2 separate regions of the Homo sapiens genome follow, and region 1 is linked to region 2. Evidence: chromatin contacts called from ENCODE Hi-C or POLR2A ChIA-PET data. All regions are on one chromosome and are shown on one strand. Each heading gives the region's core, a stretch centred on a gene start or an enhancer-like site at or near the end of the contact. The rest is flanking DNA. Distances are from core to core; before and after follow the strand shown.

Region 1 (7,075 bases), core at 3,754-6,253, 180 kb before region 2:
ATGTTTTCATTTATCTTTTTTTTTTTTTTAATTTTTTAATTTTTTTTCTTTTTTCTTTTTTTTTTTTTTAATTGATCATTCTTGGGTGTTTCTCGCAGAGGGGGATTTGGCAGGGTCATAGGACAATAGTGGAGGGAAGGTCAGCAGATAAACAAGTGAACAAAGGTCTCTGGTTTTCCTAGGCAGAGGACCCTGCGGCCTTCCGCAGTGTTTGTGTCCCTGGGTACTTGAGATTAGGGAGTGGTGATGACTCTTAGCAAGCATGCTGCCTTCAAGCATCTGTTTAACAAAGCACATCTTGCACCGCCCTTAATCCACTTAACCCTGAGTGGACACAGCACATGTTTCAGAGAGCACCGGGTTGGGGGTAAGGTCACAGATCATGTTTTCATTTATCTTTAAGCAGAAATTACTTTAGCTTCCCTTAGTGTGTGGTGTTGCTTAGTGATGTTAATCTGGATGTTCAGGTAGGCTTTTATTGTCTTTCTGAAAGAATCAGTAATTTAACTGAGTATTTTGGAAATAACAATACCACACCTTTTCATAGAGCTTAACAGTTTATAAAGCATTGCACTCCATCTTCTCATCACTGGATCACAGTAACAGGCTTATGAGAGAGACCTCTACCCTAATCAAAGAAGCCTGGGGATCAGGGTTAAGGGGAAACACTTTGGTGGCTGACATTTTCTTCAAGAAGGAGTTTGAAGGCCACCACTAGAGGCAGTGTGAACCATCAGAGTGTTTTTTTGTGGTGGAATTTGTGGTTTAAGAGCACTTGGCTATGGTGTGGAGGATTTAAAGAGATCAGAATTGGAGACAGACAGACTCTGGGAGGCTGTGGTAATGGGAGCGATTAAATGGAAATAACTAGATGAGTAGAGATATTGCATAGGAAATGGATTCAAGATAAAGGGTGTTCATAAATTCTGGAAATATAATTAAATATATATAATGTAGTCAAGGGCATCTTCGGTCTGTAAAAAGAACCCAAAATTTCCTGTCTACATTTTGAAAACAAATTTGTAGAAGGGGCTTTGGGCTTGTATTGGTTTCAGATGTTTCAGTGGACAAATTACAGAAAAATCTAACAGTAGACTAAACTATAAGGACTCATTGTTTGAAAGTCAGTACTGTTCAAGGTTAGTTCTGCAATTTAAAACTCTTCTTAAGTATTCCAGCTCATTCTGTTTTTCTGTTCCTTCAAACTGAACTTTTCTTGGCTGTGTGAAGGTTGATTATACAAATTAGGTCATTCTTGTCTTACCCAACTAAATCAGAGTCAAGGGGCCAGGAGGAAAAAGCACTCAGGGCACATAGCACTGTCGCACCTGCTCCAAAATTTACACTTTCTATAAGCCTAGCTGCTGAAATGGCCTGCTGTAACACCAAGACCAGTTTTAGCTAGTAGCTGCTGGGACCACCTACTGTGACTCTAAGACTGGTTTTACCTGCTGTCGTCACTCACCAATCAGAGCTTGTCCACACCCAAAAGCTTCTCTAGTGCCAATGAGCTTTCTTTCAAAACAACACATAACATTTCTCTAATAAAACTCCCAACCTTCCTTTTGTTCTTTGGACATACTGAAGACCACCTGGTCTGTGTGTAGGCCCTAATTTACAATTCTTGCTTCCCAAATAAAACATTGAATTTGGAGATTTGTCTCTATATTTTAGGTTTACTTCAACAGCTATGAGATGGCTGCCTCAGCTGACCCTTTCATCAAGAAGCACCATATTCTACGGCCAGGTGTGGTGGCTCATGCCCATAATCCCAACACTTTGGGAGGCCAAGGCAGGTGGATTGCTTGCGGCCAGAAGTTTGAGACCAGCCTGGCCAACATGGTGAAACCCAGTCTCTATTAAAAATACAAAAATTGGCCGGGTGTGGTGCCACCCACCTGTATTTCCAGCTACTCAGGAGGCTGAGACACGAGAATTGCTTGAACCCAGGAGGTGGAGGTTGCAGTGAGCCGAGATCATGCCACTGCACTGCACTCCAGCCTGGGCGATAGAGTGAGACTCTGTCTCAAAAAAAAAAAAAAAAAGGCAGCAAAGTATTCTAGAGTTCTCTTCCCCTCTCCCACCACCACCCCAGACTATGCTTTAATGTCTCACTTTCCAGAACTGGCTCATTTGGTCATTCTTTTTTTTTTTTTTTTTTTTTTTTTTGAGACGGAGTCTCGCTCTGTCGCCCACCCTGGAGTGCAGTGGCACGATCTCAGCTCACTGCAAGCTCCGCCTCCCAGGCTCACGCCATTCTCCTGCCTCAGCCTCCCAAGTAGCGGGGACTACAGGCGGCCGCCACCACGCCTGGCTAATTTTTTGTATTTTTTAGTAGAGACGGGGTTTCACCGTGTTAGCCAGGATGGTCTCGATCTCCTGACCTCATGATTCGCCCGCTTTGGCCTTCCAAAGTGCTGGGATTACAGGTGTGAGCCACAGCGCCCAGCCTCATTTGGTCATTCTTAACTGTGAGCGAGACTGGGGAAGTTTGTATCTGGCTTTTCATCCCCCCTGGTGAGCTGTATCCAGCAGGGACTCAGGCTGGCTTTGTGGGTGTCACAGGGCTCTAGCTGCACTTCTAGTGAATTTAATCTCCAGGATTTGAGTTGACTGTGTGATACTTTCCCAAGCAACTAGGATTGTTCCCCAAACCTGTGATTCTCATTTCTGCCCACACGAGGGCTTTGGAAAAGCCCCAAGAGGCTCAGGCCCAACCCAGTGGCTTTTATTTAATTTTCTGGGATGGAGCCCCATCCTTGTATTTTTCAAATGCTGTCCATTTAATTCTAATGAAAAGTTGGGGTTCTGAATTTTAAAAAAAATGTTGTGATGGTTAACACTGAGTGTCAACTTGATTGGATTGAAGGATACAAAGTATTGATCCTGGGTGTATCTGTGAGGGTGTTGTCAAAGGAGATTAACATTTGAGTCAGTGAGGTGGGGAAGGTAGACCCGCCCTCAATCTGGGTGGGCACCATCTAATCAGCTGCCGGCTCAGCTAGAATATAAGTGGGCAGAAAAATGTGAAAAGAGAGACTGGCTTAGCCTCCCAGCCCACATCTTTTCTCACGTGCTGGATGCTTCCTATCCTCAAACATTGGACTCCCAAGTTCTTCAGTTTTGGAACTTGGACTGGCTCTCCTTGCTTCTCAGCCTGCAGATGGCCTATTGTGGGACCTTGTGATCATGTGAGTTAATACTTAATAAACTCTTCTTTATATATATATTTAATATTTACATATTATATATTAAATATATATTATATATTATATATAATATATATTTATATTATATATAAATATATTTAATATTTATATTTAATAAACTCATATATATATATTCCATTAGTTCTGTCCCTCTAGAGAACCCTAATACAAATGTTTTTTCTTCTTTGCTTTCCATTCAATCTTGAAAATAATGACAGTTCAGAGTAAGATAAAATAGTTACCTGTTCCAGCCCTACAAATTTAAAGTGATTTGACCTAATCCTAAAATAATGTTCTTCTTCTGTCCCAGCCTTAGGAAATTAACAGTATCAGCTATGAATATACGAATGTACTGACCAAGCATCTTCAGTGTGATGTCTAGTCCGTTTGATAATTATGGTTTATTATGAATTACTATATTTGTATGCATGTTCTATTTCTCAGTCTTTTAATAATATTACTAGCAGCATTTATCAAGTGCCTTCTGAGTTTGTTTAGATTGAGAGCCTCTCTGAGGTCCTGTCTTCTCTCTGAGGGACGGGAGTTGCTCAGGACCTGCAGCGCTGGGGTCCAGACCCTGGCAGTTGCCAATGTGCTGCCACACCCATGGCCCGGCTGGGCAGCCTCGAAGCTGCCTCAGGCAGCTCCTGCCACATCCACAAACCCAAGCGGGAGCACAGCCCGGGACAGGAAACACAGGGCACGTCCAGATGCTGCTGCTTCACAGACACCAAGGGCGTGGTTTGTGGAAAAGGCCTAGTTTTAGGAAGGTCTTTTCCCTCTGATCATCCAGGAACTCCAGATTAAATGTAACAGAAAACCTTTATACAACAATTGTCAGTTCTTGTTCCATTTGTGCTTTCTTGAGGATTACACGTGCATCTCCCTGAAATTGTTTAATCTCTTGGGACCAAGAGACACTGACTCATCTTGTTGTTGTTATTACTAATAGGTGTAATTTACATACATACATATGTACATTTACATAATTTACACAGTAAAAAAACTCTTCATCCCCCTCACCACATTTCTTAGTCTTATTTCTCTTGTGATCTGAGTTTGCTGTCATTCTCTTGGCCTCAGTTCTTCCTACCACATCTGCTCTGAGAGGAAACACTATGTGACTGTTTAAAATCTGTTCTTTTTTTATGATCCCAAGAAGAAAGAGAAAAAAACAAAGATCTGTAGGAAGAAAAAAGGGTGAGGACAGAACTTCTGCAGAAATAAATATTGTTACAATAACACAAATTGTAAACTTTAGGATAGGTACTGACCGTGTAGTTGATCTTTATTGAACCAGTTGGTTTGAAATACTTAGAATGCTGTCAGCTTTAAGGTTTTACAGTGGAAATTCTTTCCTTAAATTGGCTTTTGGACATGGATCACAGGTAGAGTGAACCAATTCCAGAAAATGTGATCTACATTCACATTTGTCAGTATTTTCTTTTTCTATGACATGCATAATTATCATATCACAGGCATCAGTGACTTGCTGCCTCTACCTGGGATTCTCCTTACCTGGGAAAGTTGTAACCTCGAGGCCCGTGATGTCCTAAAGTGGACTGTCATTAGCTTGGTGGAGGTACTTGAAGAGCAAGCAGACACTGGAGGGTGGGGAAACCAAGCATCCGGAGGCACTCATCTTGCTCCGTTGTTTTACCCGACAGTGAAGTGGCTCTCCCAAGCCCCTGTCCTCCTGCGTTCCATTTTGTGGTGCCTATAGCCTGCAAGATGCCATATGCTTCCTGTTCCCAACCACCCAGGTCTGCCCGTGATCATCCCACTTCGAACTTTGAATCCTTCTTATATGTTGTTCTTTAAAGTCTTACTGATTATTCCCTGTGGTCTTTTTTTTTTTTTTCACTAGCCCTTCTGTTGTCTTAAGTTATGGCTGTGTCTTGGCTATTTACATAGTAACTTCCTCATCATTTTTTCATCTCCACTATCTTGTCCTCTAATGGTCTTGAACACCGTGAGAGTGTTGAATGAAGACCCTTTTGTAGACAGTGGCCAGCATTGTTTCTGTGTCTGTGCATGTGGTCGTGACTTAGCTTTTGGGCATATGATAATCATCAGGAACTGAGTTGTACGTCTCTTCAGTGTCCTCTGTATATCATGTTGATTACAGTTCTCAGTTGTAATATCTAATATCTAAGATTTAAGATTTAATATCTCCTTAGCCCGGGTCCCTTGTGAGTTCCAAGTGCTGCTCTGAGCTGATAACCAGTCACGTCCTAGACACCCTGGCCTGGAAACTAGGACATCTGCCTCGGGCCTGTTATGGCCAAGGCTGCTAACACTGAGAAACAGTCTTAGCTTGTTACAGCGTTGACGTATAGGGTTAGAAAGGCAAATATTTAAATTCATTTTAAATCCTTTCATTTGAAATTTTAGTAGGTCATTTTGGTATACTGATGGACTGAGTTTGGAAAAGGCTGGCGGCATTAAACTAGAATATTTTAAGTACTTCTGATGCCTTTGTACTGATTTCTTTTTTGTAATCAAACCCATTAATAGACTTAAAACTCAAGGAAGAAAAAATAATACTTGTAATTTTAAATAAGCATTCAATTATAAGTAAAAAACATTTTTGTATTCGTTACCATAGTTACCAAGCAGCTTTCCTATAGTTCTAGAAAAAAATGGGCTCCATCATTCAGAGTAATTCTGAAAGGTGCCTTTGGGGGAAAGGGAGAGGAAGGGGTGGTACAGGAGAGGTCCTGGCCGTCCCAGAAGCAGGAGACATAACTGGAAGAGCTTTGTTGACGCTGAGTTTTACAGAATCTCCCACTAAATAGTAACTGCATTTGTGAGGGGAATTCTCTTTTAGCCGTGACATAATATAAGCCAACTTAACAGAGTATTGGAATTGTATTCAAACTTTAGAAGTCGACGCTATAGTTTACATGGGGTACTACTATATTTGTTCAGGGTTTTAAAACTTTATTTAAATCAAGCAAAAGTTAGACACTTCCTGTATTTGCAAATACCAACTATATCTCAAAGGAATGAAATCAGGCAAATAAAGATGAGGCCAAAATTTAAAATCTAAGGAAGCTGAAAGTGGCAGTTTCTGTACTGGAAGAGAGTGCATCTATCTCTGTATTTGTGCTTTTGGTCTTAATAGTTTGTAAGCCTTATGTAGAGTTTTGATAATATTTCATGGTTTTAGGCCTAGGCAGGGATTAGATTTTATCTCAGATTTTGCTAAGAGTATTTCTTCTGGAGACTAGCAGGCTGCTAGTAAGAATTGATAGAATTGGCTCTTTGTCACTGGGAGAACTGGAGTTGAAGGGTTACAGGAGATGAGTCCTGGAGAACGGGAGGCAGGGACAAGGGTGCCAGGAAGCTCAGGGGATGAAAGGGAAATGGAGAGTCCAGTGAGAGAAGGCTGGCGAGGTGTAGAGAGTGGCCAGACACATGCCTGACAGTTGGGACCACTTCTCTATACAAATCAGGAGGAGGCGAGGTAGGCAGGATAGTTCAGAGTTTGTGGGAAGGAACCTGACATCTGAAGTCAGTGGAGTGTGTCTTGGGCTGCTGCCTGCACTCTGCCATTCATAGATCAGGTCTTCTTTTTCCTTCCCCAGAACTGCCCTGAGCTGAAACCACCTTTCTTCTCTCCCTATAGCAGTACATCTACCCCACCTACACCCTGCATCCACTCCACAGCCCCTTGTCTTCTTCAGTCCCTCTTTCCCTGATGACCACAGACCTCTCCAAGCTGGGCACTGTTCTATGGTGCGTTTTGTTAAAGTCTAAGGGAAGTCCTGTAGGAAGAGGTAGTTGTTACTAAACTTGAGGAAACATGAAACAACATATAGCACACAATTCAAAAAACTTACTAAAATTTATTAAGAGCATTT
Region 2 (6,459 bases), core at 328-2,827:
ATGGCCTCATAAATGATTTACTAACTGAAAACTATAAAATATAAGATCTGCCATATTTTAATGTTTCCAATGATAATAATGTTGGATCTCAAGCATCTGTTACATAACAGAACTTTCCACATGTTCATTCCAAATACCATGTGATTTCATGTTTTTTGGTTTCTATGCCTTTGCATATACTGTTCTCTACAGGGAACACCTCCCTGGAGAACTCCTAATTGCCCCTCAAGACCCAGCTTAAGTGTCTCTTCCTCTGATCACCTACCATCATACCCCGAACCTCACAGGGTTATTGCTCCCTCCTTCACCTCACCACTCTTTCTGATATAGGCAATTGCCTCGCAATTATTTCTTTTTCACTCATTTGTCTCCTTTACTAGAACTCACTTACCTTTCCCCTTTACTAGAACTGCTTTGAAAGTGAAGTACTTTGTTTCCCTGGTGCCTGACACAATTCCTTACTCATGGGTGCTTAATAAATGTGTTCATGAAATAACTGATTCGTCAAATTGCTAATACAACGTGATTAATATGTGGCTTGGCTTGCTTTTCCATCATATCGCCATAACTTGAGTTAAAGAGGAAGCTGCAGCTTAACTACTGGTCATTTTGGTGGTTTTTGTTGGGGTTTTTTTTTTTTTTTTCCAAGATGGAGCCTCACTCTGTTGCCCAGGCTGGAGTACAGTGGCGCGATCTCAGCTCACTGCAACCTCTGCCTCCTAGGTTCAAGCAATTCTCCCGCCTCAGCCTCCTGAGTAGCCGGGATTACAGGTGCACGCCACCACACTTGTCTAATTTTTGTATTTTTAGTAGAGATGGGGTTTTGCCATGTTGGTCAGGCTGGTCTCGAACTCCTGACCTCAGGTGATCCACCCGCCTCAGCCTTCCAAAGTGCTGGGATTACAGGTGTAAGTCGCCGTGCCCGGCCAACTACAGGTCATTTTGGATGGAAATGATTTTAAGCAGGATTATAGAATATTTAAGCTTAGAGCACATTGACTTCATCCCTGTTCACTTTGCAGATGAAGAAAGTGAAGTCCAGTAAAGATCAAGTAGACCTCTCATGTAGACAGCGGGAAAGAGCTAAGACTAGAACTCAGATCTCCAAACAGCTACAACAGCTCTGTTTCCAGCAATGACAAGTTACTGGTTCCAAGAATGCTCTTCCTTGGATCTCAGCGCCTTCCTCAGGACCCTCTCTGCGTTCCTCACATGCTCCAGTGCCACGTGAACAATGAAGCTTCCCTGAGCTGGACTGCAATCCAGCAAGTGGCTATTCTTTCAACAGTGGAGACTGGGCTTCGCTGCCAGGGAAAGTCCCATTTTAAGGGAGAATTTGCAGTGGGCCGGGACTGCAATATCTTGTGACCACAGAAAGATCAAACAGGGCACCTTGAGTATGTGAGTCTATGAGATCCAAGGTGGTGCTAGGTAAACTATATCTATAATAAAACTCAAGCAATGCTATGCTTTTGCTTACACAAAGAGTGCTTGTATCTCTCACAGCACATAGGTGCCACGTGTGGACAGAGTCATCAATCAAGACTGATGGCTCATGCTTTTATCAGCATGAAAACCAGCCAGTCCCGCAGCCTTGGAGCTGCCTGTTTGCACCATGACATCAGTGTAATTTTAATTTAACATGAACACACCTTACATTCTTTTCCCTTGAGCTTTGTGATGAAAAGTGGTTTTATTTTTACAGTGCTAGGGATTCTGCCCCATGTCCTACTCGAAAGCTGAATATAATCCAGACCTTCAACTACATCACAAAGTTGTTTTTTTTTTTAATGGCCACATCTAAGAAATACTACATGATTAGTCAATCTAGAAGCCTACTGCCAAGGACTGGGTGAAGTTCAGAGTGCCCAGAGTTTATAAAACTTTCATTGTCAGGTGAACCAGTGTGCAAGCCCACAGTACGCAGCACAACTGTCAATGCAGGTCAATGAGAAAAGGTGGGGAAGGAAAGAGAAAGTTACTACTTACCCTGTGCCCTTCAAACATGCCTCCCACCTCTACGTAAGTAGAATGCATTTGTTACTAAAAATTTTCTCTCAAATTCATGCCTTCTTCAAATTGTATCTTCTTTGTAGCCACCATCTCCCTGAATTTAAAACATGTTTTAAAGTTGCTGGGTTTACTTTAGCCTCGTTATCAGCTAGGCAGCTTATCAATTCAGAGATTCGACTCAATGTTTGTAAGAAAACAATACAGAAAGTGGGATGTTTTCCAGGACTGGGAGTGAGAAATGTAACTCCCATCTCCCTTAACCCCTCCTGTGACCCAGGTTTGTAGGATCTAACTGGGCCCTCCAGAGTCTCCATTTACAGGTGGATTACTTATTATCTCATCACTCAGGGCCCGTAGAGATTTCAGACATAATGAACAAACCATTCTGTGACTCTTATTCCAAGGCATTAGGTAAGACTACATCATAATGTGGTATGCCTTAAATAACAATTTTCACCAGCCTCCCACGTCCACACTAATGCACTGTTCCTGCACAAAGAACTAATGGAATCAGATGCTGCACTCAACAAAGGAAAACTGTAGAGTTACCCAGTAGACTATAGAATGGGAGAGAAGCTGCCATTCATGACAAAGGGATGACTAATTACAATGAAAACAGCAAGTTTCAGTCTATCCTCCCCAAAGGACAGACTCCTATACACATGGAGCACAGTATTTACTGAGTACTGTAAGCCAAGTTACAAAAAGACCGTTGTTATTTATAAAACAGCCCATGTGAAACACCAAAAAAAATCAATGGCCAGCTAGAAGGAGAACAAGGTATACCCATTTTGTTCACTGCTCTCCCTAGGCTGGTGATCACATCAGTCAATCTGGCTCCTGTTTAGAGTAAGTCTTTCCTGGGAGTCCCACAAGGGTTCACGTATCCAGTGACAAAACTCAAGGATACAAAAGTTAGCACTATTTTTTAGTTAATGACATTCAATTCAAGAAGTATTTGTTGAATATCTATTCTGTTCAAGTCACTATGCTAAGTGCTGGAAATACGATGGTGACACAGCTTGCTTCTGATCTTGCCTGTACACAAGCAAGCCATTAGTCCCAACACGTGTGGTGGGGAACATGGTTGGGGGTGGGGGTAAGAGGCTGTGAAGTGGCTCCTACCCCACCAGAGTGGCCCCTATCCCTGTCTTCAAGTAAGACTCAAATACAAGAATAGTAACACTCACACCACAGAAATTACCTACATGCAGTGCCCCAGGTAGATCAGAATGGATCTTTCTCCACTAGGATCCTATTCGTGTTTTAAAACAGGTCAGTAAGTTCTCTGACACTCCTCTTAGGAAGGGGAGGTGGGCAGCCCTATGCCCCCTTCACCTCGATTCTGCTTCAACCTATATAGTACAGCCAACGTGACACTAGGATTTCCAGGGCTGGGCCAAAAAATGCCAGGAGGTTTATGCCTGGTTCTCTTGGTGCATTTGCCCTGAAGCCCTAAGGCTACATTTATCTGGTTTCGTATGTCATCTGTTGCCACATTGTCCAGCATATAAGACTTTACTTCTGGAAATACTATGCCATCCCTTGCCAAGACAAAAGAAATTGACTTAGCATTGGTATCTAAAAGCTGCCACTGAATTCTGGCTTCCAGACAGAGGGATGATCCTCATCCAGTTGACAGACAAAACTCACCAGGCAAAGTGACTTTCTTCATTAGGGAACAGCAATATAATAATTCCTCATCACTTCCAAATGAACCACACAATCCATGCCCCAAGAATTACACATATTTAGTATCTGGGGAGGCTTGTGCAATATTTACAACATGCACCATGTTTATGGCAGCAGGCTAGTCCTGTGGACAACAGGGGCAGACAATCACATTGCACATTAGAAATAAAGCTGCACGGGGCCAGGAAACCAGCTGTGTGGCCACAGCAGTAAATGCCTGCTTCCCTCTTCCTCCTTCCTATGAAATAAGTGTCTTGCCCATCTCTCTCTCTCTCTCTCTTTTTTTTTTTTTTTTTTTTGAGATAAAGTCTCACTCTGTTGCCCAGACTGGAGTGCACTGGCACGATCTTGGCTCACTGTAACCTCTGCCTCCAGGGTTCAAGTGATTCTCCTGCCTCGGCCTCCTGAGTAGCTGGCATTACAGGTGCACGCCACCATCCCCGGCTAATTTTTGTACTTTTAGTAGAGACAGGGGTTTCGCCATGTTCACCGAGCTGGTCTTGAACTCCTGACCTCAGGTGATCCACCTGTCTCGGTCTCCCAAAGCGCTGGGATTACAGGCATGAGCCACTGTGCCCGGCCCCACCTCTACTTCTTTTCCAGCCCTGTCAATCAATACTCAGAACCATCTCATCATCAGTCCTGGCAAAGAGAGATGAGGCGAGAGAAGAAAGAAGGAATAAGATTCATAAACAAATAGAAGAGAATGATTTTGGGGAGGGAGTGTTAAAAAGTAGCAGGGACTCTGGATTATCCCTTCCATATCCCTCACCATCTGTCAGAACCTCCCACCTAGTTAACTTCACCAATAAAAGCTCCAAGTATAGTAAGGCTCTCTCTCTACAATAGGCAAAATACCCTACTTTAACAGCTAAAGGAACTACCAAAAGACATGATATCTATCCATTCACTAAAGGAACAGCTTGCACTTCTACGATATTTATTTATTTATTTATTTATTTATTTATTTATTTATTTATTGGGGTTTTTTTGGGTTGAGATGGAGTTTTACTCTTGTTGCCCAGGCCGGAGTGCAATGGTACAATCTTGGCTCACTGCAACCTCCGCCTTCTGGGTTCAAGTGATTCTCCTGCCTTAGCCTCCCGAGTAGCTGAGATTACAAGTGTGTGCCACCACGCCCAGCTAATTTTGTATTTTTAGTAGAGACAGGATTTCTCCATGTTGGTCCAGCTGGTCTTGAACTCCCGACCTCAGGTAATCCACCCACCTCAGCCTCCCAAAGTATTGGGATTACAGGCGTGAGCCACAGTGCCTGGCCTATTTTATTTAGTTAGCTAGTTTTTAGAGACAGGGTCTTGCTCTGCTGCCCAGGCTGGAGTGCAGTGGCATGATCATGGCTTGCTGCAGCGTCTCCCTCCCAGACTTAAGCAATCCTCCCGCTTCAGCCTCCTGAGTAGCTGAGACTATACGTATGCACCACCACACCTGGCTATTTTTTTATTTTGTGTAGGGACAAGGTCTCACTGTGTCACCCAGGCTGGTCTCGAATTTTTGGTCTCAAGTGATCCTCCCACCTCGGCCTCCCAAAGTGCTGGGATTACAGGTGTAAGCGACTGCGCCTGGCCTATTAGTACGATATTATCCTTTTCTTTACCCCATCCTTAGATTGAGCAAAGTGCTTCTTTTCAGTACTGAGGCAGGATAGGGATGAAAGAGGTGAATAAATAAAACCAAATGGGGGACCACTGAATAACTACTGAGGCAGAAGATTGGCACAACAGCTGATGAAAAAGGTGGCTTGAGCGAGAACAAAAATGCAAGCAGCAGCTACCCTACAAGAGGGATTCAAGTGCTCCTTAAGAGAAAGTCAGGGGGTAAAAAAAACGAGAGATTTACTGACCTGACAACAAGAAAGAAACATTCACACATCACTTGAAAGGGCAAGCACCAAACAAATTCCTCAACCACTTTTGTATCAAGCAGTGTGTTCAAACCTTTCACGGAGGCTGAGCCATCCCTATGGAACTGTGGCTTAAACAGCCCTCAACAAGTACCTGTGGAATAAGTGGCTTTCAGGGAGCCTCTGCCTGCCTGGGCTCTGTGTGAATGGTTCCTAGAAGTTAACCATGGCTGGACAGGGACTCCTAGCTTTATCTCAGGGCTCAGTTGACTGAGCCAAGTGCATTTTCCAAACGGTAACTTTACCTCATTCCAAGACTAGACATAATTTCTGAAAAGTGGCATGTTATGGGAAAAATACATTGTGGCTTTTTTTTTTTTTCAGAAGACTCATTTATAATAAAGACAGTGTGACCAATGATCCCTTTCCCAATGCCTTGAAAGTAGATAATTGTTGAATGACTGTAAGTACATGGGCGGGGGGAATGAGTGAATCAATGAAGGAAGAAACAAACAGATGCACGAGCAGATGGAGATGCCAGTCATTTCTGCGGTCACAGAATCCCTGGACTTAAGCAGAATCTGGAAAGATCTGTTCTCAAAGGCTCTAATGCTATAGGCTGCCACAAATGACACCAAGGGTGGTTAAAATATTTTACCCTCTTTCTTTTTCAAAGCTGTCACACTTTTCCTTCCTGTAGACAAAGCAAAAGCTAACGATTCACTAAACAAAGAAATATTTCCTGACTGGCCCCCTCACTGTGGACCTCCAGGAAACAATGATTTCAGAGGCATGAGCTTAGCTGAGAAAGTGAGTGCTACAGACCTCTCCAGAGAAGAATCGAGCTCATCCCAGGCAAGGTTCATTTCAAGATCTACTTCAACTGTCACGCT

What was found. A loop is a pair of places that touch in the nucleus more often than their neighbours do. ChIA-PET counts read pairs that join two places held with the same protein, here RNA polymerase II (POLR2A).
Region 1: a loop to region 2 is called in a map with no recorded cell type, with 2.1 times the contacts of the local background. The contact joins the promoter of CLDN20 here to the enhancer-like site in region 2. A Hi-C loop is called at or near these places in 1 of 37 single-sample maps with no recorded cell type. POLR2A ChIA-PET finds 5 or more read pairs at or near these places in 1 of 52 experiments (HEK293).

The regions. Positions count from the first base shown.
Region 1 is chr6:155,261,941-155,269,015 of GRCh38, reverse strand. CLDN20 (claudin 20) reads right to left here and starts at 5,003. Exons shown (of 2, transcript NM_001001346.3): 1 at 4,728-5,003. The region is part of intron 5 of TFB1M (transcription factor B1, mitochondrial); the gene reads left to right.
Region 2 is chr6:155,080,894-155,087,352 of GRCh38, reverse strand. All of the region lies in intron 1 of TIAM2 (TIAM Rac1 associated GEF 2), which reads right to left. Among named protein-coding and RNA genes, the nearest start is that of TIAM2, 89 kb to the right of the region's middle. Within about 2 kb of position 1,577, at least 4 of the 41 ENCODE cell types and tissues checked have a DNase peak (open chromatin) inside an H3K27ac peak, as active enhancers do.